Regions from separate parts of the Mus musculus genome. Here regions 2 and 3 are each linked to region 1. A link is a loop called in an ENCODE intact Hi-C map of the cell type or tissue named here. Cell type or tissue: gastrocnemius. All regions are shown on one strand.

Evidence for each region. Peaks named below come from ENCODE experiments on the same cell type or tissue, not always from the same donor. Only the 100,000 strongest peaks of a DNase experiment are listed, where the experiment ranks them.
Region 2: it touches region 1 in a loop (7-fold over the local background); 33 of 42 quality-filtered maps call a loop at or near these places.
Region 3: a loop joins it to region 1, with 2.4 times the contacts of the local background. A loop is called at or near these places in 6 of 42 quality-filtered maps.

The regions. Positions count from the first base shown.
Region 1 is chr13:110,014,027-110,022,026 of GRCm38, forward strand. Gm32881 (a long non-coding RNA gene) reads left to right here. Exons shown (of 5, transcript XR_382897.2): 2 at 3,020-3,084; 3 at 5,002-5,218; 4 at 7,117-7,189; 5 at 7,867-8,000. Among named protein-coding and RNA genes, the nearest start is that of Gm32881, 12 kb to the left of the region's middle. In gastrocnemius, a CTCF peak has its summit at 4,497 (motif pointing left); DNase peaks (open chromatin) are centred at 4,509, 5,075 and 5,934; H3K4me3 peaks cover 1,191 bases; H3K27ac peaks cover 1,159 bases.
Region 2 is chr13:109,919,166-109,927,165 of GRCm38, forward strand. All of the region lies in intron 8 of Pde4d (phosphodiesterase 4D, cAMP specific), which reads left to right. Among named protein-coding and RNA genes, the nearest start is that of Mir1904, 19 kb to the left of the region's middle. In gastrocnemius, a CTCF peak has its summit at 3,272 (motif pointing right); DNase peaks (open chromatin) are centred at 3,272, 3,827, 6,322 and 7,598; H3K4me3 peaks cover 4,062 bases; H3K27ac peaks cover 7,884 bases.
Region 3 is chr13:109,952,782-109,960,781 of GRCm38, forward strand. Pde4d (phosphodiesterase 4D, cAMP specific) reads left to right here. Exons shown (of 17, transcript NM_011056.3): 17 at 1-3,188. Among named protein-coding and RNA genes, the nearest start is that of Gm32881, 50 kb to the right of the region's middle. In gastrocnemius, no CTCF peak of the experiment used is centred here; no DNase peak of the experiment used is centred here; H3K27ac peaks cover 369 bases.

The DNA of each region.
Region 1 (8,000 bases):
TCTGGATTTCACAGCGTTATCCCTCCCTCAGTCATCTAACTCCGACCATGCCCAACCCCTTTATAAAACATTCTAGGATCTCCACATCTCCCTATTGCTATATGTAAATTACAAGTACATTCCTTCCAGATCTGACCAGGGCCACATCTTTGTGCAAGGGCAGTTCTTTCCTTGGTAGATGTGTCAGCTTCAGGCAGGGCACACACATCACAGCCTTGTACATGTGCCCCTGACTCACCTCCACTCATCACTCTTGTCTGTTCCCCTAGTCAGGAGATCTGCCTTCCCAGCCTTTAGCCACTGTGAACGGTGAACGTCTTCCACCTCCCCAGGTGCCAGACAGCTCTCCTTCCCATGGCACTGCCGCAGTAATCCATCTCCATGTGGAAGGGGTCTATCTCTGCTGCAGGTGTGAGAAACTCCCTTAAAGAACCTTCCATGACCACTTCACATCCTTCATCCCCCGATTCTGTGATAACTTACTCTAAAGTTATTTTATTATAATCCTTTATAGAATTATCAGAAATCACCTCTAGGGAACTGTATCACAACACGTGAAGAAACCAGACTCACTTAGGGACCAGGATAAAAATGGAAAGACTTGCGGCTCCAGTCCTAGAGCTTGCCCTTCAGTTACTTTAGACCCTAAGAATGAGTTTTGTTCTGTATTTTGCTTGTTTAATAGAAAGGACATGAACACTCGAGTCAGACCTTCAGGTTTGAATCACCACTCTGCCATGTTCTCATGGTATAAGGTAAAGCAAGACAATTAGTCTCATTTGTCTCCATTTCTCCCGGCTATAAAATGGTAATAGATAAAACACAGGGTTGGTCTAACAATGATATTACAATCAATATAAAGTACCTTATCTCACTGGCTGGGAGATAGCATACACTTACACTGACCGTTATTGCTCCCATAAAAACAGCGGTTTTAATGGGAACAGTTGCCTGACCACACTTGGGGAGGCACAGTGATGTGATGAGGTCTATTTGGCTTGTTTTAGTCCTCAGAATCCAGAACTATGCCTGCTTCATAGTAGACACCCACTCTGTTGTCCTCTGGTTCTTGAGCAATTATTTTTTCTGCACAAGTCGCTTATGCTTCTTTCATTGTTGCTGGGTAGCATGCGTCACTTAGTTCTGTAATCATGTCTTGTCGACTGCCTACATCAGAAACATCATAGAGACAAAAGCTGTGTCTGATGAGCCTGCTGTCCCCACACAACAGAGCTTCTCACCATGCCCCTTCAAACAAATGGATGTCTCCCTATACCTTGAAAAACAACTTGTTTGGCTGTCCTGGAAACCGTCTACTGCAGTACCCACATGTCTTGCTCCACACGCTGCCTAACATTGTATTCTGGACCCTGTCCCAAGCCACTGTACCAGAAAGCAGATCCAAAAACTGCATGTGATTCTTGGTAATAGAATCGCTTCCTTCAGTGAACCTGTCTCCATGGTGCACGGCAGTGGTCTGCTGTTAAATACTTGGTGATCATCTTTAAGAGGGTGTGAGGGATTCTTGCTTTACAGGGAATGAAGATATCAATGGTGTGGACGTTCCCACCATATCTGACTCCAAGCTACCAATGGGATGTCACTGAGCATAGAACCAACAAGAGGGATAGGCAATCCGCTCTTGTGAACGGTACGAACTGGTTCAGCAATGTCATTAGTTAAGCCTGGGATTTCAATCTCTAGGGCAGTGTATGTGTGTATTTGGAAAGCTTCCCAGACCTTCAGGGATTTCCTTTGAGTGGCCTTCTAATCATTACTCCTATCACCGAGATGACCTTGGTTCATGATGGCAGTTACAACAAACTATTGGGGATTGTGGTGGCAGCTTTGGGGTATCGGTTGTAAGGCTTTTATTCAAGTGCCTTAGGTCTGAAGATGTTGGATGTGACGAGTGGTGTGGGTGTCAGAGCATAAGTTTGATCATGTTCTGGATGATGATGATAGCCAAATCCTTTATAGCAAATACTTCTACTGCCTTGATGCAACTGAAAATTACTCACATGGATCTTAAACAGTTCTATTATCATGCGGTTTCGCGTTAGAGCAGTACTTATAGACAAAACACAAATTGAACAATCTAAAGTTATTATTTTGTATTATTTTCCAGCAAACATATGCATTAGCTCATTTAATCCTTAGAGCTGTCTTATGAGGCAGATCCTCTATTTACGTTTTATTTTTATGAGGAAATGGAATTACAGGGAGAGAAGGAAGATACATCACAGAGATCATACAGATACGTTGAGGGAAGCCTGGGATTTCAGCCAGCTCGACGTGACAAGATGTAGGGGACTAAAGAGTGCCCCTAGAGTCTCACTGCAGGCTGTGAATTGAGAAAAGGTGGGACTGGAGCAGGGTGGGTAGTGAGTGATGGTACAAGGTCGTTCTGGCATCTTTCCTCTGCCTTTATTTAATTCTCCATGAAGGGCTATGTGCACCACAAACTGTGAGATTTTTCTAGGGAGGCATTAGTCTTCAGTCGTCTCAAGATCCCAAAGAGGCTGTCCCACCATTGCAATAGCTCCCTAAGACCTGCTCTTGCAATCTGATTATACCACACTACATGTGGCACAGGACATCAGTTATCTACGACACCCTTCTTCCCCTTCCCCATAATAACAGTAGTTCTGAAGACATGGTTAGCAAGAACAATGTGTCATAGCTTTTCTTTCAGCTTGATGTGGCCAAGGAGCGACTTTCCAAACAGGTCTGAGAAGTGAAGTGTGCAATTTCAGGGTTATGCTTCAAAGAGACTAGAGAGATGGCTCGATGGTTAAGAGCAGAATGCTCTACCAGAGGACCTGGGTTCTGTTCCTAGTACCCACATGGTAGTTCGCCACCGTCTGCAACTCTAGTTCTGGGAGATCTGGAGACGACTTCTGGCCTCTGAGGGCCCCAAGCGTGCAAGTGGTTCAGAGATGTAACGTAAGCAAACTACTCATACACACACATTTTTTTAAAGGAAAAGCATATCTCACTTGCCTTTTTCTTGGAACAGATGGTACAGTTGTACGTTTGGGGACATGCATTGAAGTCTTACTCCTGACAACTGTGAAGAACACAGTAAGCATCTCATTTTGAATTTTGCGGAAAAGAAACAGACATTTAGTGTGTTTCAGTCACTGCTACTTTGATGTTCTGTGGCCCGACACACACGTATAACCAACCAGTCACCAAGGGAACCCCAGCTCTAACCTCATCGGCTTTCTCTGCTGATGTTGACGCTAATGATTCTAATGATGTAGCTGCTGTTGTTTGTTTTGGGACCAGCCACAGAACATCTGGAGGTACCAGGCTGGCAAAATGGCTCAGTGGTTAAGAGAAGAATGCTCTACCAATCTGTCCCCATAAAATTGGAGACATTTTCCCCAACTAGTAATAGAATCACCCAAGCCCTACCTGTTGTGTTCTCAATGGTGAATGCAATGGTGAATGGCTCTCCAAAGCCATGGCGATTTCCTTTGCAACACAGCACTGTGCCCTCATACAGTTTGTTATTTCACCCTTCCTGCTCCCAGTTCGTGATAAAACTCAGAGCCTAGGATGTCGTGTGGAGCTCACAGCACCTGCCCGTCAAACTTTTTCCTCACAGAGACACTTTTTAATGTTGCAGATACTGTACACTGGTTTCCACAGTGTCCCTTCCAGCCTCTTGTTTCTTCTCCACTGCAGAGGCAGGGAATTAGAGAGGTAGGTGCCTTGGAGCCTGGTTCAGGATGCAGGCACACACTACTGTGGAGGAAGTGACCTGTATGAATCAGAGATTACTTCCAGGGAGCTGGGCTTTCTTTGCTCTCTGGGTGGCTGAAGCCTGTTTACCTTTTATATTGATGACAGGCTTTGTTCCTGGTCCCCAGGGGATTACTGATACAGAACAGCTTGCAATCGAACCAATAATTTAAACCTTAGCAGCCTTTTGGTTTTCTTGGCACCTACATCCACCCTTGTCTTACTGGGCTTATAAACTCTTCTACAAGCTGCTTCACATACTCCTTTCTTGTTTAAAGCAGTGTGAGTTGGTTATTTTGCCTACAGCTAAGTATTTGATCCAATACATGCTTGTGAGTTTGTGTCTCAAAAAACAACACACACACACACACACACAACCAATCAATTAAAAACCTTCTTGTAATTAAGAAAAGGGCACTCCTTCTGGTAAAAGGAAATCTGAGATACTCTAAATCAGTGATTTCTCTGGAAGGTTTATAATATTGATTCTAGTGAGGGAGAAACTATTAGGAAACGGGTTAAGAGATTTATCTAGACATGTTTATGTAATATTAACATTTAAGATAGAGATGTTGCAAGTGAATAAATGTGTCTGTATATGACCAAATGCTCTATTGCTGTGTATAAGAAGTAAAAATAATATGGAGATCGCTGGTTTGAGTGAACCCTTGGTGCTTTTCTGTGACTTTTTTTTAAACCATTCGGTTCTGCCACGTTCAGAGCATTCTGTAGAGTGCCATCTGCTGGCGACTCCGTTCACCTTCAGTGCTGATCGCGGTGTTCCCTGGCAGCTGTGTGTGCAAAGCGGTGAAGGGTAGAAAAAGGAACCTGCTTGTGGGAGTGGATGAAGGAGGGAACTCCACTGGTCCAGAGGAAGCAAAAGGCTTGGAAAGAACCAGAGGGAACCGTGAGCCCTGTGGGCACAGAGGGAGAAGTAATAAACCATACTCTAGGGCACAGTGTCATGTGGCAAAAGAAATCGCGTGGCTCGGGATAGAAAGCAGGGAGCGCATTCACCATTGCGAATAGAAAAGTCAGGGCGCAGGTAGCCAGAGGGGCGGTTCCTCTCGCTCATCTGCATTCCTTTTGTCTGGAGTTAGGGTGGGGTCGTATCAGAAAATAAAGGTTCCTTATGGCTAACCTCCTCCTCCTCCCGGTTAAGCAATAATCTTTAACAACAACAACAAACAACAACAACCAAAACTTGCTTCCTAACCACATAAAACAGCCCGAGACTCTTCCTCTCCGCAGACAGTGATGTGATTTTCCTGTCTTGATCTTGCTCATCCTTGAGACAACAGCTCCCCTGGGGGGACTCTGGCTGCCAAGAAGGTTAGAAGAGAGCAGCATTTCTCTTGGTCAGCTCAAGGTCACTCACTAACGTCAGAGGTGGCAGCTCCCTGGGATCTGAGACCTGAACAATGACAATTTTGCGTCCCAGTAGCTGTCTGTGTCCTTAATCTGACGGGTGAGTGAAACTATCAAGTGGGCATTTTTCTCCCTGGGATGAGGTGTCTGAACTTTGATCGGGATGCACGGGGGCACTGGGAGTTGAAGACGTCACCAGAGTCTACCCCCTTGCGGAGAAGCACAGTGGGGACGAGATTAATCTCAAAGAGCCGGGGAGAGGAAACAAAAGAAGTGACTCTGAGAAAGAGGAGGGAGGTTAGAGGAGTCAACCCCACCCACCAAGGCCAGGCAGCTGGAGGCCTCCTAGAGAAGGGTGCCTCGTTAGAATAACAAGTAGGAGTGGACAGAGGAGGGGGCTGGAAGGAGGGCGCCACGGAGTCACCTTCAGAGCAAAGGAGTAAAGATGCTAATATCTTCGGGGTTCTGTGACAGCACTGTGGGAGTGTGCAGGAGAGCGAACCCGCAGTGCTGACAGCGAGGGGTGGGGCGCTGAAAGCCAGAGGAGAAGGTCCTGAGCAGATGTTCCCGCCCACATTTCAAACCACAGTAACAATGAAAGGCCCTTGGGGTTGGGGGTGGGGTGGGGTGCTGGGGCTGGGGCCCTGAGGATTTGTAGATATCCTCGGGTTTGCCACCTGAAGACAGGTCAAGTGACCTTTACCTGCCAAGAGTGGGTGGGAAGCAGGACAAAGCTGAGAACTTATTGTTTGTATGGTTTAGCCTCAGCAGGCTCCCTGGATATTGGAGCCAGAGCTGTGTAGGACAGAGGGGTGTTTGCCTTCAGGGCGCCTTGTGGCCCCTCCTGGGATTTGCAGTCTTTGGTGAGGCTTGTAACTTCTCTGGCCTCATTTCGGTCTGGGGCATGGCAGTACTCAGTTCTCACACGGCCTTTACTGAGTGGCAGCCACTTGACTCACTGCTACAAGCACTGTAAGGGTGCCACATCGCTCGGACGACGACGGTGCTGTCACCATTTCTCAGGTAGAAAGGATGAGCACAGCAGTGTCAGGGACACACAGAATGTAGGGATTGGAGGAACTAGTCGGAAGCTCTCCTGGCTTCTGCCAGAGCGCGAGCTCCCACCCGCTGGCCTGCCCCAAGGCGTGCACAGATCACTCTTTTGCTTGGGAAAGCAAAGTGTTCGACTCCTGTTCTCTGTCATTGCTTCCGTTCCTAGGATTTGAAGAGCCCACCAGACAATGTCTTAGGACAATGGTGTGAACCAGGGCTAACCTCATTTCCGAGAATGCCCAGGTTGTATGCTCTTGAGTTCAGGAGAGGAATCAGAATTTCCCCATAATTATCCCTAGTCCTTCAGCCACGGGGAGAATCATTCACCTGACAGCACCCCACCCCGAAGCAACGGCAGGTACTTGAATATCGAGGCCAGAGTTTGTAGTGAAAACAATATAGGAAAATGAATTGGTGGGAGGGCCTGGCTGGGGAAAAAAAAAAAAACTATTGCCATAGTAAAATTAATTCTCAAGTTTACCCAATTCTATAAAAGTGCAGTTGAAAGAACCTAGTGGGGAAACCCCCACTCAATTCCCGATTCGACGTGCACCCAAGAATCACGAACAGACGGCCAACTTGATGTAAGAACACGAGGTAGTTTAATGGCGGAGCTCAGGGTCGAAATGTATCTCCCGCAGGAGACAGTGGATTCGACCCCGAGGCTTGGAAGCTAGGGGTTTTTATAGAAAAGGGGTGGGGCTGGGGGAGGAATTGGCGCGGTTTCACATGATTGGTCCATTTAAACATCAACAGACTGTCAGAAGGGTGGGAGATAGGGAGGCACCAGGCCAGTCAGGACATGTAACGTCGGGCCTGCCCGGGCATGTCCTGGCCTGTTCTGCTATGTTCTCAGCCCCAGGTTTCAAAGCTCACAAAGAACTCTTGGGCTATTTGACATAAATTACATGAATCACATGTCTCAAGTTTTATTTCCTTTCACAGTTAAAGACGTGATGAAGTCGTACCCCAGACATCCTGGAACAAATGACAGTATTCTATGACTCTGAGGCAAGTGGTAAGGATGGTGGAACCCCTTTGTCCTGCTTCTTTTTGGTTCAGAGTTTGGCAAACATCCTTTAGAAAGAGACTATATTCCCTGTAGGCCAGCCCCTGGTCATCTCAGGGTAGATATCAGGAGGACAGAGAAATAAGTCGAGGATTCAGGGAGTTGACGGAAGGGTAACAGGCATATTGACCTAAGTGGCACCATTTCTTCCTTCCTTCCTTCCTTCCTTCCTTCCTTCCTTCCTTCCTTTCCTTTCTTTCCTTCCTTTCCTTCCTTTCCTTCCTTTCCTTCTTTCCTTCCTTTCTTCTTTCCTTACTTTTTTCTTTCCTTCCTTCCTTTCTTTTATCCTCCCTTCCTTTCTTTTTTTTAATTGTATAATTTTGAAAAGAGGCTAAATAGCCTCAGGACCCTCCCAAATCAAGAAGCAGTTGTAGGTTCCAATACACTTAAGCATTAAAGTGAGACCACCAGGACTCGCTTCCCCGGGAAAGATGATGTCATCTACATGGATTTTCAAAGGCAAAGATGATGTCATCCGCATAGGGTCTCAAAGACTTAGAAAGCAGACAGAAGGATGTGGGGAGGTGGGCTTTCCATCTGTGAGGAGGCACCCTAGTCAGGAATGCTATTGACGGGAGAAATTACTGTTCAGGTATTAACGAGTTTCTAATTTTTTTCCCCATGAGGTAAAGAGGGACCAGAGTGACGAGCCCAGGAGAGCCAGGGAGAGAAGCTGGAAGCTGCAAGAAGGACACACAGAGAAAAACAAAGCAGACTCAGCTATGAGAGCCCAGGTCTGAGCTGCAACTCAGGAGAGTAG
Region 2 (8,000 bases), 95 kb before region 1:
ATTACTATATTGAATGCTGGAGGAATTCTAGCCTTGAGTCACCACCATGCCTCACTTCCATTATTATACTACTTTAAATGGCTCAGCAGTTAAGAGCACTGACTGCTCTTCCAGAGGTTCTGAGTTCAATTCCCAGCAATCACATGGTGGCTCACAACCATCTGTAATGGGATCCGATGTCCTCTTCTGGTTTGTCTGAAGACAGCTACAGTGTACTCATATACATACAATAAATAAATAATTCTTTTAAAAATGTATTATTATTTAGTCTTCATTCTTGAAAGACTTAAATTGCACACAACTTAATGAACATACTGCTCTTGGTGGACACTAGATTCTACCTTTAGTTATTTTTTGTGTGACCTTGAGTGAGTCAGCCTTTCAGAGTCCTAATCCCCCGTGACGTGAGGTGGGATTTTAAACCAACACATTGTCTATACAAGCCCTCTCTACGGGACTACTCTAAAGACACCAAGAAAAGTTTTAAAGCGATGAATCTGCTTTAATGTGGTGCCTTTGGAGTATCTGAAGGTGGCTTTTTCAGAATTCCCTGGCAGCCTTCCTAGTCCAGAACGCTAGAAGGATGTGGGGGTAGGGGAGGGGGGAGGGGTGGAAGATCCTGGAATGCTTAAAAAGCACATGGAATCTTTGCACACTTACATATTGCTACTGGAGGGGAGGTTAGCTTGCCCTTATTCTCCTGCAAAGCCTCCCACCAGGACCCCTCCATCTCCATCTCCATCTCCATCTCCATCTCCATCTCCATCTCCATCTCCATCTCCATCTCCATCTCCATCTCCATCTCCATCTCCATCTCGGGGCTAGCAGCATTCAAACCTACCTAAGTCTGCACCGTAGGTCCTTTCTTTAACCCCAGGGTTCACCTTGTAAAGTTCTGGCTACTCTCTCTGTCCCAGAGCTTCTTTTCTTCCCCTGTCTGAAGAGGTTACAGATGTAAACCATGCCGGGTTTAAATTATAAACCATCTCCTCGGAGCCTTCCAGGATGCCTCTGTGTCCTCCCTCGTGGCCTCATTCTGCATGGTGGATTCTGCCTCAAGTCTTCTTTAGTTATTAAAATTGGACACTGTGTTTAATTGATACATAAAACCAAAAAAAAAACTGTACGTACTAATAGGATACCATCATGTGATATTACAAAACATGCCTACTTAATGAAACCCTTAAATCAAGTGAAATACACCTCTTTTGCACTTCCTTGTGGTGAAAACACGTCTTGTCTTCTAGGTTTCTGAAATACATGGCATACTCTGTAGGGTACACCAGAACTCCTGCTGCTGTCCATCAGCCAATCTTCCCTGATCTTCCACCCCCCTCTCTTTCTCCAGCCTTTGCATGACCCGCATTGATGTCTTCCCAGTTGATAGACAGGTTGTGCACACACTTCTTGAACAGCACTGCAATTGTCTCTTTCTAGGTCGTTGCGTCCCGTCTCAGTTCTCAACCTGGGGAGCTTTCCTGACTTTAATGTTTGGCCTCTTCTCATTTGTTTATTTGTTTGTTTACTTGTTTACTTACTTGGTCTGCCGCTTTATTGCTTCTCCGCTCCTAGGTAGCTACTGAACAGTCATCTGTGGAGATAGTAAGTGAATGTCTATTAAAAATTACTTGTATCTAGTGCGGGGAGTCTGTTACTTTTGGAGGAGTGCTCTATGAAACTTCAGTGCTGTGGGCTGTTGCTACTTGCTGGTCATAAGAAGGGTTCAGTAGTAAAGTTAGTTTGGGAAATGTTAAATAAAAGGTAAATATAAACCAGGTTACATAGTATAGCTCTTATACCATACATAGTACATCTTTCGACTATGTTAATGTATATAACCTTCATAAATGCTTCGCTTTGTGTCTAAAATGACAATTTCACAGTGGACATCATCTGAAGGTGTTTTACAAGATAGATGTTCTTTACATTGCATTCTGGGAAATTCTGCCTTAGACCCAAACCCGTCTTACGAGAGGGGAATGTTCATGTGCTAAAAATGGGAGGCAGATTCTCCCCGACTAGAAAGAGAACAGACCGGTGAGTAGGGACAAAACTTCCCAAGAGTGGCCAGACTCGGAAAGCACACGGCTTCTGAGAATGGTTGGGTTTGGCCAGCAGATCTAGAACATGGACTAGAGTCAGCACCCAGTGAGCATCGTCTGTCTTTTCGATGCGGAGCGAGAGCATCCTCTTAGGCGTTGGTTTTTGCTAATTAGTTGTAACAGTTCGGCGTTTGCTCTGATGGAGTCTGTAGCACATCCTTTGCATAAAATCATGCCATGTGCCACCGGTGACAGGCTGACCTCCTCCGTTCACACGTAGAAGCAAAGACGCCTCCCTTCATGTGGCCTTTGGCCAGTTGCATTGATTATTCCTCAGTGAAGCCAGTGTCATGCTAGGGATAGCCGTGATGATGGTGATTTCAGCTAAGCTGACAAAATAGCTTTGGATGTACACAGCTGCCTATATGAATCCAAGCTGTATCAATGAATGGAGAACGCTGTGTGAATTTGTCACTTCTCTTGCTGCAGTAAAACACCATGACCAAGGCAACCGGTAGAAGGAAGGCTTTGTTTGACTCGGTGTTCCATTATGGCAGAAGAGACGTGTTGTGGCTAAGGGCAGGAAAACTGAGGGCTCCTATCTGGAACCGCAAGCAGGAAGCAGAGAGAGGCCAGGAAGAGTTGTGTGGCTTTTAAACCTCAAGCCTGCTCCTAGGATAGACTTCCTTCAGCAAGGCCATACCTCTAAACAAGCTCAGACAGCCCAAACTCCACCACCCATGGGGACCAAGTATTCAGAAATCTGTGCCTATGCGTGATATTCTCGTTTCTCATTCAAACCACCACATATGTTAATGTGTCTTAGTCAATCCACTTAGCCAAGAAATGAAAATACAAACATCAACTTAGGTTCCTGTTAATTTGGTTCCAGGAACTCCTCAACAGACATAGTACGTACGGTGTCAGACTCTTTCTAAATAAGTGTTTCGGGTATTTATTTGCTGTTTTAAATAAAGTCATTTTGGGGGAAAAAAATCAGGTCATGGTTTAGTCTTGGATGTTTCAGAGGATGACTTAGGTCTTAAAGGTCAGTCTTAAATGTTTATGATACTCTCAAGAGCAGATACCACTTATGAAATGGTACATTTGATCTCTCTGGGCCTCTGCCTTGTCATGTTTTGGTTTAGTCTCGTTCCCTATTCAAACCCTCCCATTTTGTCTGTGATGCCAGTCTGGGCCTCAGAGCTGGTTAAGTCAAATTCATGTGGTTTATCACTAGGGGGCGCCAAATACAAATAGATTCAGTGGATCTACTAGCGGTCAGGTTTTCTTAATAGAGTTTCTCAGGAAAGAGTTTTTATCATGTGAAAGTAAATTCTAAATTATATAATTTAAAGGATTGATTATAAACGAATTCTGGGTTGTTATTGACACCCCCTAAAACTATCTCAAGGCACTTGAAAAACAAACAGAGGCTCCCTAGTTTGTGATAGCTATTTGAATTTAGCGTCTGAATTTCAGTTATGCCTCAGAATTCTGTATGGAGGAATTAATAATCACATTTTCATCTGTCAATATAATCTAAGCGTTAACAGTATATGTAAGCACCTACTTAATATTGACTTTATTCCTGGCTACTACACATCTCCCTCTGTGTCTTTCATTTTTATGTAGAAGGGTATAAAACGAATATGATTGGTTATATAGGATCAGATGTTTTCAGTTTCCTGAGTGCTGTGTGATAAACTACTGCTGCTAAGACGACCTCCCTGAGTCTGAGGTGCTGTGAGAGCCAGTCCCGTGGGACACGCCCACACGTACGTACACCTCCCCCAGCCCTTCCCTGCCCTACTGAATGCTGTCCCATTTTAAGTCAGCCTTCGACTCTTCCATATACGATCGATCGTCCTCCGTCGACACACAGGCAGTACTGCCTGCTGTGTGCAGTGCTATGAGGTACTTTACTCTCTGTCACTTGAGAGTACTGTGAAGCCACACTGTCTGATTTCAGATCCCAGCCCTGTCTGTGGCTTCCTGACTGTGTGACAGCTATTCTCTTTACAGCCCAGGTGTGTTGTTCATTGATTACCTTTTCATGGCCCTATCTCAAAAGGTGTTTCCTATCTTGTGGTGTGAGGTCGGGGGTGTTGGGGTGTGTTGCGATCAGGTGTTCCCGGGCTGTGAGCCTCTGAAAACTCCCCTGGTTAGTAACTGAAATGTGTGCAGATTTTCCTGGGGCTGCTCTCTGTTCCCTCTGTCCCTCTCCTCTTCCACAAAGTCCACATGACTTCCTCAGACTCTCCTTCATATCGGCACTGTGGCACGTTCAAGCAGCAAGGTGAAATGTGTAAGGCCTCCCGTGATCTGGATGCCACAGTCAGAGAGTCATTTGATCACAAAGGCCAGCTCAGTGTCACTGTAGAATGTTACAGCTTGCTAGGGTATTTCTATGCAGATTAAATTGCTGCAGTGGGCACCCTAGAAGTTCGGACTGTATGCTAAAGTGAGGCTTCTTAAACTTAACCCACTTGTGACCTGTGACTGAGAAATCTTCACGTGACCCTAAACATATGGGTCTATAAAATAAATGTATTAACCTAAAATTTACTGATAATAATCACAAAGAGCTGCATTGTAAAATGATTTCTTGGTGTGCCTAACAGGTTTTCCCTAACTTATTAAAGAATAAAATAAATCTGCACGCTGGTGGATGGATCTGATTGTTTGATTTTTTATGCAGAGTCAAGTTGTGGCTGTTTGATACTGTAGGATGCACAGTCGCTTCAGTGTGATTTGGAGTTGATCAGCCGTTTAGTTTTGTAATCCTCAATACTAACAGCAACACCCCTTTGCATAATAAATACACAGAGTACAACGTGGCAGAAATGTGGTTAGGGGCAATTGAAAAAAGGAAATCGTGTTTTAATCTCAATCACACAAAATGTGTCGCAAGGCTTAAAAAGCAGGACCACTCAAGGCAGCAACTCAAATAGTAGTTTCTAAATCACTAGCAATACAACCCAAAGCTACTCAATTTGATAGTTAACTTGGCCAAGAATGGCAGAAAAATATAAAGTGTGTTTCGTGTAATTGGATTCACTGTGTGCAGAGTAAAAGCCTGGCAATTAATAACATATAACCTGATTTGAGCCAAATTTGTTCCAGCATTGCTCTGTGGTGTTACCTCACAGTGCAGAGCATGCATACCGTGCAGTCTTAGCCAGGGTCCTATGAAGTCACATTATATACAACCCAGGTGACACCAGACGCCTCAGATTCATCGTGCACTTGATTTTGATTTTCTATTGTTGTGTGTTCAGAAACGTTGTACTGTTGCAAAACTTTGTGACCTTGCATTCAGTCTCATGTGGGGTTCTGACGCACAGTTGCAGAAGCTGGGTACTAAAGGCGTTCAAGTTCAAGTTGAAATCCATATCCTGAGTATCAGCGTGCAGTGGGGAAAACCATTTTCCCACCCAGGTCTCACTGTGCGTGGAAGTGGGGGATAGGGGCGTTGACACCGAAGCTGCTCTCCGCCTCTGTGATGATTCGGATTAACGTGTTGAGAGTGGAGACAGGAAGGAACAGACCAGATTAAATGGTATCTTACAGAAGACAGGACTGGTCACAATGTTTCGAAGAAGAGGAGTAGGCTGGTGGAAGGGAACACCCTAGGGTTACTCAAGGATTCGCTTGGATGATTTATGTTAAACACCTGATAGCTTGTGACTCACACGAGATACCCACTGAATGGACAGAAAGAGTCACAGATTTCATCTGAGGCACTGGAAGAAACACGGGCCCAGTGACTGCAGTTGGAGTAGTTATACGGACTACTTTAAATAGAAAAACGGTTCACGGTTTTGAAGAAGTTCCAGGTGACGTTAGGGCAGGACATTTGAAATGGGAGAGTATGGTGAGTTTGGAAACGTGGTACCGAAGTTCAGGCGAGAAGTCGTCATGAAGAAGCGTAGGCCCGAAGCAGCAGCCCGTGGCCAGCCAGAGTGGAAGCCTTAACAGAAGGCAAAGAAAGGCATGGCCAGAGAAACCCGCAGAAACAGGCCTGGGGAGGGAGTGCAAAGTGTCTTCAAATAAGGCAGGATATGTCAAAGGTAAGAAAAATGGAGGACAGAGGAGAGGCGAGGGGTGTTCTGCTGGGTTATTCTGGTGGAGAAGTGGGGTTGGGGGTTAGAGGAATGTAGGAAATGAACCCAAAGGTGTGATGAGTGTCTGAGAACCCCAGCAGCAAAAGACCTGATAGTAATATCAGAGGCAGAGAAGGCCTTTCCCACCCTCACCCTTGGGATGTGTTTTACCACCCTCACCCTTGGGGTGTGTTTCAGGCTCTCCCTCTCTCCCGGGCCCCCTGCTGCCGAAGTGGATAGTACAGAACCCTATATAGGCTGTATGTTTTTTCTTAGTTATGTGAAACTGTAACTATTTTGTAAAAAAAAAAAAAAGATAAAAAATACACTAGAATATTAGCAACAGTCTGCTATCATCAGTGTTATTAAAACCTTGAGAATATTTCTGGGGTCTTCCATTTAGCATTTTCAGCACGGAGTTGGCTGAAAGTACCTGGAATTATGGAAAAGGACATTGCAGGACTGCTGTGCTAGACAGGTGTTAGGGTGAAAAATACTGAGGCAGGCCTGGGGCAGGGTGGGCGCCATAGAGTAACCAGGAGGCAGAGATGATGTAGGGTGCTGTAGAGTAACCACGGCAGGGAGTCCTAGAAGGACAGAGTGACAAGAATATAGACCTTATGCAGAACTTTGCAATAGACTAAGAGCAATGAATTTCTCTTGTTTCTCACCCACAAGATCTCTTAGGATAAAAGTTACACAGAATAATACCATGTCGAGCAGAATAGAAAAGGTTGGCTTTCCCACAAGAATGTCCAGTACATTTTAGCCCTCAGGATAACAAGGTAGGCTTGCTCTCAGTTTCAGCTCTGCATGCCTAAAAGCTATTCAGTTCTTTCTCGGCTTCATCTGGGATGATAAAAATGTTCTTCTGATCAGAATATAGAAACTGGAATCTGTATGCATAACTGCATTCTATATCCAGACAGAGCCATGAACTTTCAGATACTCCCGCCCTCCTTCAGTCAGATTTATATTTTAGACTTTGTTAAGTTTTAGAGTGTGACGGTATTAAAATAGAAACAAAGGATTTTGACCGCAGCCTTCCCCAAGGAGAAGGGATGCATTCTCGGTTGTGAAGTCTGGACCAGTGGCATTTCATTATGATTGTGCCTGTGTGTTGGGCAGGGGAGGGAGCAAAGCTGCCTTTATCACCAGGAAAGCCACGTGTTTGGGATTTGAGAGAGACTGTGCGCATTGAGATGGTATCAGAATCCACACAGACTGGCAATGCTTATTTAAGAAACGTCTACAGATCTTGATGGTTTTGTGGTCGTTATCCGTCCCTGTGAGGGGGAAGCCCCATTCATCTCACAGGCTGCAGGGAGACCTTTATTAAATGGCGTTCACCATGTGGGAAGGAAAGCCTCTTTTCCTTCAGAGGCTCACCTCGCCAACCAATCACGAAGCATACTGAGCCTCAACCGTACCCCCTGCCCTCCTAGAGCAGAGATGGAATGTGATTGGTGCATAGTTGGTTCTGTGGGCGGGGTTTCATGTCACTCTTCCCGGCTTCCCCCGCAGTTCCTTATTTGGTAGCCTTTGACAGAACTAGTCTTTCTCACAGCTAAGCATCTTGATATACATTATTCATTAAGCCCTGGAGCTCGGGAGAGAAAGATGCAGACCCTTAGCTCTTTAGCTGCTCCTCCATCACATGGATATTCCTTATGCAGAATAGCTGCTGAATTCCGTTCCATTTTGGAGTTTTACAAATGGCATGTGTTTAATGAGAAGACGACTGGATGGGATCATAATACGATGCTTTCTTATTTATACTTAATTACCAAAAATATTTAAATTCCCACACCCTGAATGGCTTTGTGGAAATTGGTAGAAGTCACGGTTTGAA
Region 3 (8,000 bases), 61 kb before region 1:
CCGAGGAAAAAGAAACAGGTTGTCAGGGTAGGGCTGAAGTTCAATTCTTCTACATGGTTCTGTCTTCTCTAGCTTTTTCCTCTGAGGTTGCAGAGGAAAAGCATGCTAAGTGTTATATAGGCAGGTCTTAAGACTGTCAGCTGTCTCTATCGACAAATACCAGGACAGCTGTTGTTTGAACTGCCCAGGGAAGCGAGACCTCCGTGAGGAGCAGCCCTGGGAAGTGGTTCTGAGTGTCGAAGCTGCTCTCTCCTAATGGACAGTCTGGTAACATGTGGACTTTGCTATTGATTCTTCTTGCTCCATCAGCTTGTCCCATAGGAAGGACTGCTGCAGACACACTAAAGGAGAGTGGATGATACCGCTGGCTCCAGGCGGATCGTTATGCGATGGGATCTAAACCAGTGGATTGTGTGAGTCTGCCTCAGTAGAACATTAAGAGAGGAATCCAGATTTCAGCTCCAGGAACTCTGTGAATTTATGGCTTAGTTCCCAGGGTTAACTTGCTGATACCAGTCAGCCTCGTGCAGCATGTGTCTAGCCTAGACCTTAGTTGTCTTCTTGGTGTAAGGTTTGGAGCCCATGCTAATTTTCCTTTATGGCACCCAAATGGGGACTAAAGGAGAGGGTGGTATATGACCAAATGGAAAAGGAAACGTTTAAGAAAAGTCCTAAGTCTGGAAAAAAAATATGAATAAAACTTCTCCAGGAAGTTGGAGGCTAGTGACTGAGAAAGTAAGTCATCAGCCAGGGAGATCACCCAGGCTGCGCACAAACCTTGTTTCAAGTTCTTGAATCCAAACGATGCTTAGAGCCTTTGGTACAGAAGTGTTTCTGATCTGTGGCATAGGGCGGGATAAAAATCAAATAAGTGATCATTGGCGGGCTAGCCACCTTTCCTTGTGAAGAGTGCATGGTGCACAGTCAGCCTTTGTGTGACCAGAGATTTCACAAAACCTGGGGCACCTGTTTCTCTTTTCATTTCACGGATCCCTGAAGGAGGTCTAGAAGAAAAGGCGATGAGTCTAGAGTTTATCCCCCTTTCGAAATCATTCTCGCTTTCCTTCCTCCCTACGTGTGGCATTTCCCCCACCCCCCCACCCCCTACAGGGTGCCTGTAGTCTTCATAATAGAGTAAGTAAGTAAGTAAGTAAATAAGCAATATGTCATAAACAGATCCATACTGCAGGTGTTTACAGCTACAGTAGTGGAGCATTTGTTGTGTAGTGTGTTGGTTTTGAATGGCATTGTGCTGTCGAGGTATCCACTGATGGACAATCAAGCTGTAGAGGACACACAATAGCCAAGAGTTAGGGACTAGTACACCAGACCTACTCAGCCATCTGCTTACCACCCCAACTCCTTGACCATGCCCCGCCCCGGCTCACTCTTGTCAAAGTGTGCTTCACGCATTAACAAGAACATCTTTATACAAGTGGCTTCACATCCCCTAAAACGCCATAAGAAAAAAAAATGCAATATCTGGGTACTGTATGGGGGGAAAGAAGTCTAAGATTTGCATAAAACCAGTACATTTCAGCTTGCAAGTTACGGAACGTGATAACGCTGTTTCCATTACGTTTTCATCCACATCAGTAAGTCGCAGTAACACAGTGGAGATAGAACAAACCACAGATAAGGAGAGAAAAAAAAAACTTGAATGAAACAGATTTTACAGAAAGCTTTATGATAATTTTTAATGCATTATTTATTTTTTTGTGCCATGCATTTTTTTCCTCACCAAATGACCTTACCTGTAATACAGTCTTGTTTGTCTGTTTACAACCGTGTATTTATTGCAATGTACATACTGTAATGTTAATTGTAAATTATCGGTTCTTATTAAAACATCATCCCGCGCTGGGATGGTGTTGACATATTTGGAAACTCTTGGTGAGAGAATGAATGGTGTGTATACATGCTCCTTGTACATTTTTCTGTTTCTTCTGTAATATAGTCTCGTCATCATAGAGCTCGTTTATGGAAAAATTCAAGAAAAATATAAAATACATAAAGATATATAAATTTAAATAACATAGCTGCAGGTCTTTGGTCCCAGGGCTGTGCCTTAACTATAACCAATACTTTCTTCTGTTTTGCTGCAATTCAAAGTTAGGTGGTAGTGAGGCTCGGGCTGGGCGTTTTGGAGCCGTGCTCCTCATTGATTGGATTGCAAAACTATAGATCACGGCTGGAGAACCTTCTGACCCTTGTGAGACAAAACCTCTGACATACATGTTGCCACGGAGCACAATGGCACTGGTGGTGCGTATTTACCAGCTGAGTGCCGGGAGCTACTACACCTGGATACACAGGATTGGTTTTCTTCTTCCCAAACCACACACCAAGAAAACATTCTTCTCTAGGGACTGGAGAATGGCCTTCTGGCTTCTGGTCCTCACAGGAAGATGAATTTGATTTGAAATGGGAGCCATAGTTCACTGATCTCGTCAGTCCTGTGTTCACCGGCTTCCTGCCATGCCAAGACATTACACTATTTTAAATACTCTCCTCGTCTCCAAGACTAACCAAATTTAGAAATATGTATGATACATAGTCCATATGTGTCATACATATGCATACAGACACGTGCACAGATATGTACACGTCAGTCACCTGCGTAAACACAGTTATATGATGATGCCAATTCATGTAAAATAAAGAATCCATGTCTCTCGAAAATTGTTTTTGTGTGTCCACGTGGAATTGTTAAGCATAGCCTTGTACAGTGGCCAGTCCTGAAAGCCACAAGAGCTTCCTTGTGGAAAAGGTGGCCACCTCCCACCATAGCCCAGCCCTTAGAATATGTGACGTAGAAAAAAGAAATTCTTTTTTTTCTAGGGGAAAAAAAAAGAGCCTCTTATTATTTCATTTTATTTTTTGACACAAACTGTAGATTTTAGCAGCCCTGGCCCAAAGGAATTTGATTACTTTTGTTTTAAACAGTACAAATGGGACACTATACTGAGAAAATACATCCTTTGCTGATTTCAGTTTTTTTATCCCTTTATTTCTTTGGGTATGTTTTCAGAGTGGTGAACTGTGTGCGAGCATCACAGACGATGGATCTGTCAGTGGTTTCTTAGCCTCTCTTACAGCCCATGGGGATAGCACTGTACATCAATACCTTCATATCAAATTTTTATATGCCATGAAAATAAAAGCATGGGTTGATTCTGCCTACTTAACGATTTTGTCTCTTACAAATAGTGTGACTTTAGTCAGCACACATTTCTGACAGGAATGGCCTTTTCCGAAATGACAGGTTGGTGATCTCATGTCAGCACTGATATTTATAACCTGTGAGACCCTAGGACGTCAGTCCTTCCATACAAAACCCCCTCAATTCACTTGTGGGACATACTAAGTACAATACACAGCTTTCTAAGTAGGTCCAAGAAGGGGCCATCTGCATTTAAATACATCTTTTGGTGGACTAGAAGCTATCATTTTAATGTTCAAGAATTACTTAGACACTGCTCTGCATATTTCAAGCTTCTGGGTTTTTGAGTGAAGGAAAACCATGGTCCACTCCCCCTAGGCCTTGTTCTCTGGGGAGACAGAGGCATAGAGCGGCTCAGTGCATATACACAGAATCGTGACAAGAAGGCTGGTGTTACACATGGTCAGAATATAGGTAGGGTTTATCTGAATAATTTTGTTCCTTGGTTGGGTAAGACCACTGAGATAAAATCTATAGACACACACACACACACACACACATACACACACACACACACACACACACACACACACACTTACACATGCACTCACATACATGCCCCTGCACAAATACATATACACATGCACACACATACATTCTCTCTCTCTCCTCTCTCCCCGCCTCTCTCCCTCCCCTCCCCCCTCTCCTTTTCCTACACTGTGAATCTTCTGTCTCCATCTCTCCATCTCCCCTCCCCTGTTTGTCCTTCAGTGATATTTGACTTTGAAACAAGATCAGAGCTGGTTGACTTTTATCTCTGGTTTCCACTACACAAAGTAGCTGGATGTTGGAATATTGAGAAGAAAAATACATAGAAAGAGCATGTGGTAAACACTAATCTAGTCGGCTAACCATGCTTGCTGATTGGCATTTAGATTCTACATTGTTCACTGAAGTTCTTGAGATGGGAGGTAGTTGAGAACATCTCCCTATAGAAACCTTCAGACACTCCTACACATCCTATAAGAAGTGTGTATATGAAGGTGGGGGGGGCTACTGAAGTATCTGAAATATCTCTGGTCTAATTTTATCTCTGATCAGCTTTCCTTCCCTATCCCAATTACAAGTTAAGAGATAGTTTTTGAAGCAAGGTTTCACTCAGTAGCCCAGGCTGGCCTGGAATGCATTGTGTAACCCATTATAGTTAACTCAGGGTAAACCTCTAACCTCAGTGTCCCACATGCTGCTATTACAGGTGGGAGCCACCACATGCAGAACACTTGCAAGTGCTAGGAGATGGAAGTCATTAGATCCCTTTTGTGTCCCCCAAGGTCCCCCAGCCAATACCCTAAATGGCCTACAAGTGGCACCACAATTCACCCCATCTTGTTGCTCCAACAAGAAGACAGACAGCTAAGACTCCACAGCCTAAATACTGAAAGTTACTGTTGACAAACCATGATGACAACAGCATCTTCATCACTACCTCCATTTTGTGTAGATCGAGGACTAAAATTGACTGGGACACCTTCGATGTCCTGCATCCTTCTTTCATGAGAGACACCACAGATCATTTCCAAAGCTACTTGTTCTGGTGCTAGTATAGACTTGTTTTATTTATATACTCAACTCAGCATAGATTTAGGACATGCTCAGAAGACTTTACAGTGAGGGAAAGGCCTGGATAAAACTATAAAGGGGTGGGGGGAAATCCAGAAAATAAAGATATGAGATAGGTGTGTGCCCCTGGGCAGAAGACCATGGTACTGAGGCAAGGAAGGTTATAGTGGCCCTCCCCACACAGATCCTGATGGACAGAGAACAGACCCAAGAGAGCGAGCAGTCAGCTTAAAATGGAGCCCTTCATACTATTGAACCACTTAGCCGAGCATTTGATGGCTGCTTAGACTTCCAAAGCCAACAGACATGGTTTCTACAGCTGAGCCCTGCCAAGGTTTAAAAGTCCTATTGTCTGAGAGGCGATTTTTTTTTCTGGTGGTCCTTGTTCGGAACCAACTATCAGAACGAGCTTGTAGCAGGAAGCCCTTGCTCTGTGCCCAGTTCCCACAGGGCACCGTGTTTTACCAGCATTAATCAGAACCAGGCAGTCTCTCACCTCAGGGGCGTCTGTCTTCACACTTTGCTCACTTTCTTCCCAGCCCTACTTGGTTTCTCACTGTTCATTTACAGTCTCTAGGCAGGGAGGCAGAAACAGATCATTCCTCCATTGCCTCTCCCACCTCCCCAGATGTGAAGGTCAGAGGGTAGGAAAGGAAGCCAAGGATAGCTGCTGCTGCTCAGGCGGCTGTCTATATCCAGAGACTGCTTAGCCAGCAACTGCCAGGCTACTGAAAGCCAGATTTGGTATGGCAAGGAATTAGATATGGGAGTTAAAGAATGCCATTGGAAATATTTGAAAACTAACTGCTTGGATCAGTGATCGACACACCTAATGGGTGGGCTGAAATTGGTTTTTTATTTCTTTAAAGCTTAGAAACATGGGCCCTCTGGCGCTGGCCACGTAAGTGGCAGAGGATGTCCTTATTAGACATCAATGGAAGGAGAGGCCACTGGATCTGAGAGTGTTAGATGCCCCAGTGTAGGGGAATGCTAGGGTAGGAAGATGGGAGTGGGTGGGTGTGTGGGTGAGTGGGTGGGGGAGTACCCTCATAGAGGCAGAGGGAAGGGAGATGGGATGGGGGGGTTCCAAAGGAGAGACCTGGAAAGGGGGAAATATTTGAAATGTAAATAAGGAAAATATCCAATCAAAAAAGAAAAAAAGAAAAAGAAATATGGGTCCTCCGTTGCTATAGCATTCAAGGCAACATGCTATCCTGAGTTAGTTATCGGTGTGCTATGTAACGATGAAAGGATCTCATGGAACTAAATCCCTTATAACTGTCTCCTACCAGTTATAGGCAGGCACCCTGTGCTTCAGCTAAATGATACGTCTATGTCCTTCATACTACCCCCTCTCTGCTTACACCTCTAGATCTAGTTTAAATATACCGTTGTCTACAAAGCCTCTCCCAGGAACACTGTATACTTTCTGCTATGGAAAATCAAATGATTGAATCACAAACCAGCTCTGGCAATAAAATCTCCAGGGGTGTCAATAAATGTTCCACCTGACTGCCATGTGCTGGAGTCTAGGTGATAACATTGAAGACATCATGGTGTTGGTTTTCCCTCTTCTGGCCTTGCAAACGTCGTTTCAACCCCTTTCTAATATATTGCATTTGGCCAAATGATACATATCACGGTGGGCCTTTCATCAAGTCACCTGATCAAGACTAATCTGAACAATAGTGTTATTGACCTGTTTGGCCAGTTTCAATCAACCCAGAAAAGAATGGGTAACCAGCTACTAATGCCCTTCAGCAGTAAAGAAAACCTGGCACTGGCTATGACTCAGGGGCAATGATTGTCATCACAAGCTAGCAAAGATTCAAAGGGCATAAAGACTTAAATGACATAAAAAGTAGAGATGAAGCCAGACAGAAAGTGCATCTCTCTAAATAAACAGTAACATTTTGGACAGAAAATGAGCACCTTTTTGGCCTTCTACTGCCCAGCTGGATTTTCTCTGAATATGTATGTTTCTCTATGCTTTAGTAATGGGAATAGAACCATACAACACAGGGGTTGAGATCAGCCATCACAAGAGGCACCCATAGGGGCCAAATTATGTAATACAGAAGTCCTAAGAAAGGAACTCTTCATGGAGATAGCTTCGACCATTGGGAATCCCAAGATGAGAAGGAGCCAGGCCATTTTGTGTCTTCTCTTCCTGGATTACTCAAAGGTCTGGCATCCTCTTGATGTCCAACAGGACCATCCCTGTGTTTCCCTCTCCACTGAAGCACCTTCCATGTGACCTATAACACCCCCTAGATTAGCCATTTGAAATCTTGGGTCAGAATGCCTTTGGGGAGTTGCATATCAGATATCCCACATATCAGATATTTATATTACTATTCATAACAGTAGCAAAATTATAATTAAGAAGTTGCAACAAAATAATTTTATGGTTGGGGGGGCACAACAACATGAAGGAATGTATTACAGGGTCATAGCCTTAGGAAGGTTGAAAACTACTGCCCTAGATGCTCATGGTAGAAACGTGTCTCGTGCCTGTGTGCTTCCTACTTCCTGCCTTCCCTTGTGTTCCACTTCACTCCCTTGATTCGCCTTAGTCATGTTATCCTTACCACCACTTAGAGGCTTACACTTCCCAAATTAACTGTCACTCCTTCCTCGGGCTCTGGTTGCTAGACACTCTGACTTACATGCCGCCTGCTCACACCGAAGGGCAGGTGTTTTCTGCAGACATGTGTATGCCCACGGGCTAAAACTGGGTCTGAAAGGAGGCAGGACTATGCCTCTTCCTTGTTTCTCAGTTTTCACTTAAAAAGGCCTGGCTCCGGTGCAGCAGGAAGACAAGACAGTGGAGGTGAGCGGCCAGAACAATGGAATATAGAGAATAAAATGTCCCCCAAAGTGAGGCACTGCTGCTCTCTGACTCCCTGCACTCTTCATTTCTAGGTAAAAGGTCTTAGTCCTTCAACGGATTCCTGTATATTTTCATAGTCCTCTCTAGGTATCTCTGGCTCCTTAACTGTCTGTCTCTGCTTACTGGTCTTATCCATTCTAAAGTAGGTCTATCCTTGACCATTTCAGTCAATCATCTGGTCAATTACTTTGTTCACTTCCTGTTTAATAAAAACCTGATATGCAGTAGACACCGAGTTGGTTTCCAGCTTACTTCTTTGTACAGGGCTGATCCCTGAACCTATAGCTCACCAATTGACGAGGTACATGTGACGGTTTATGTTGA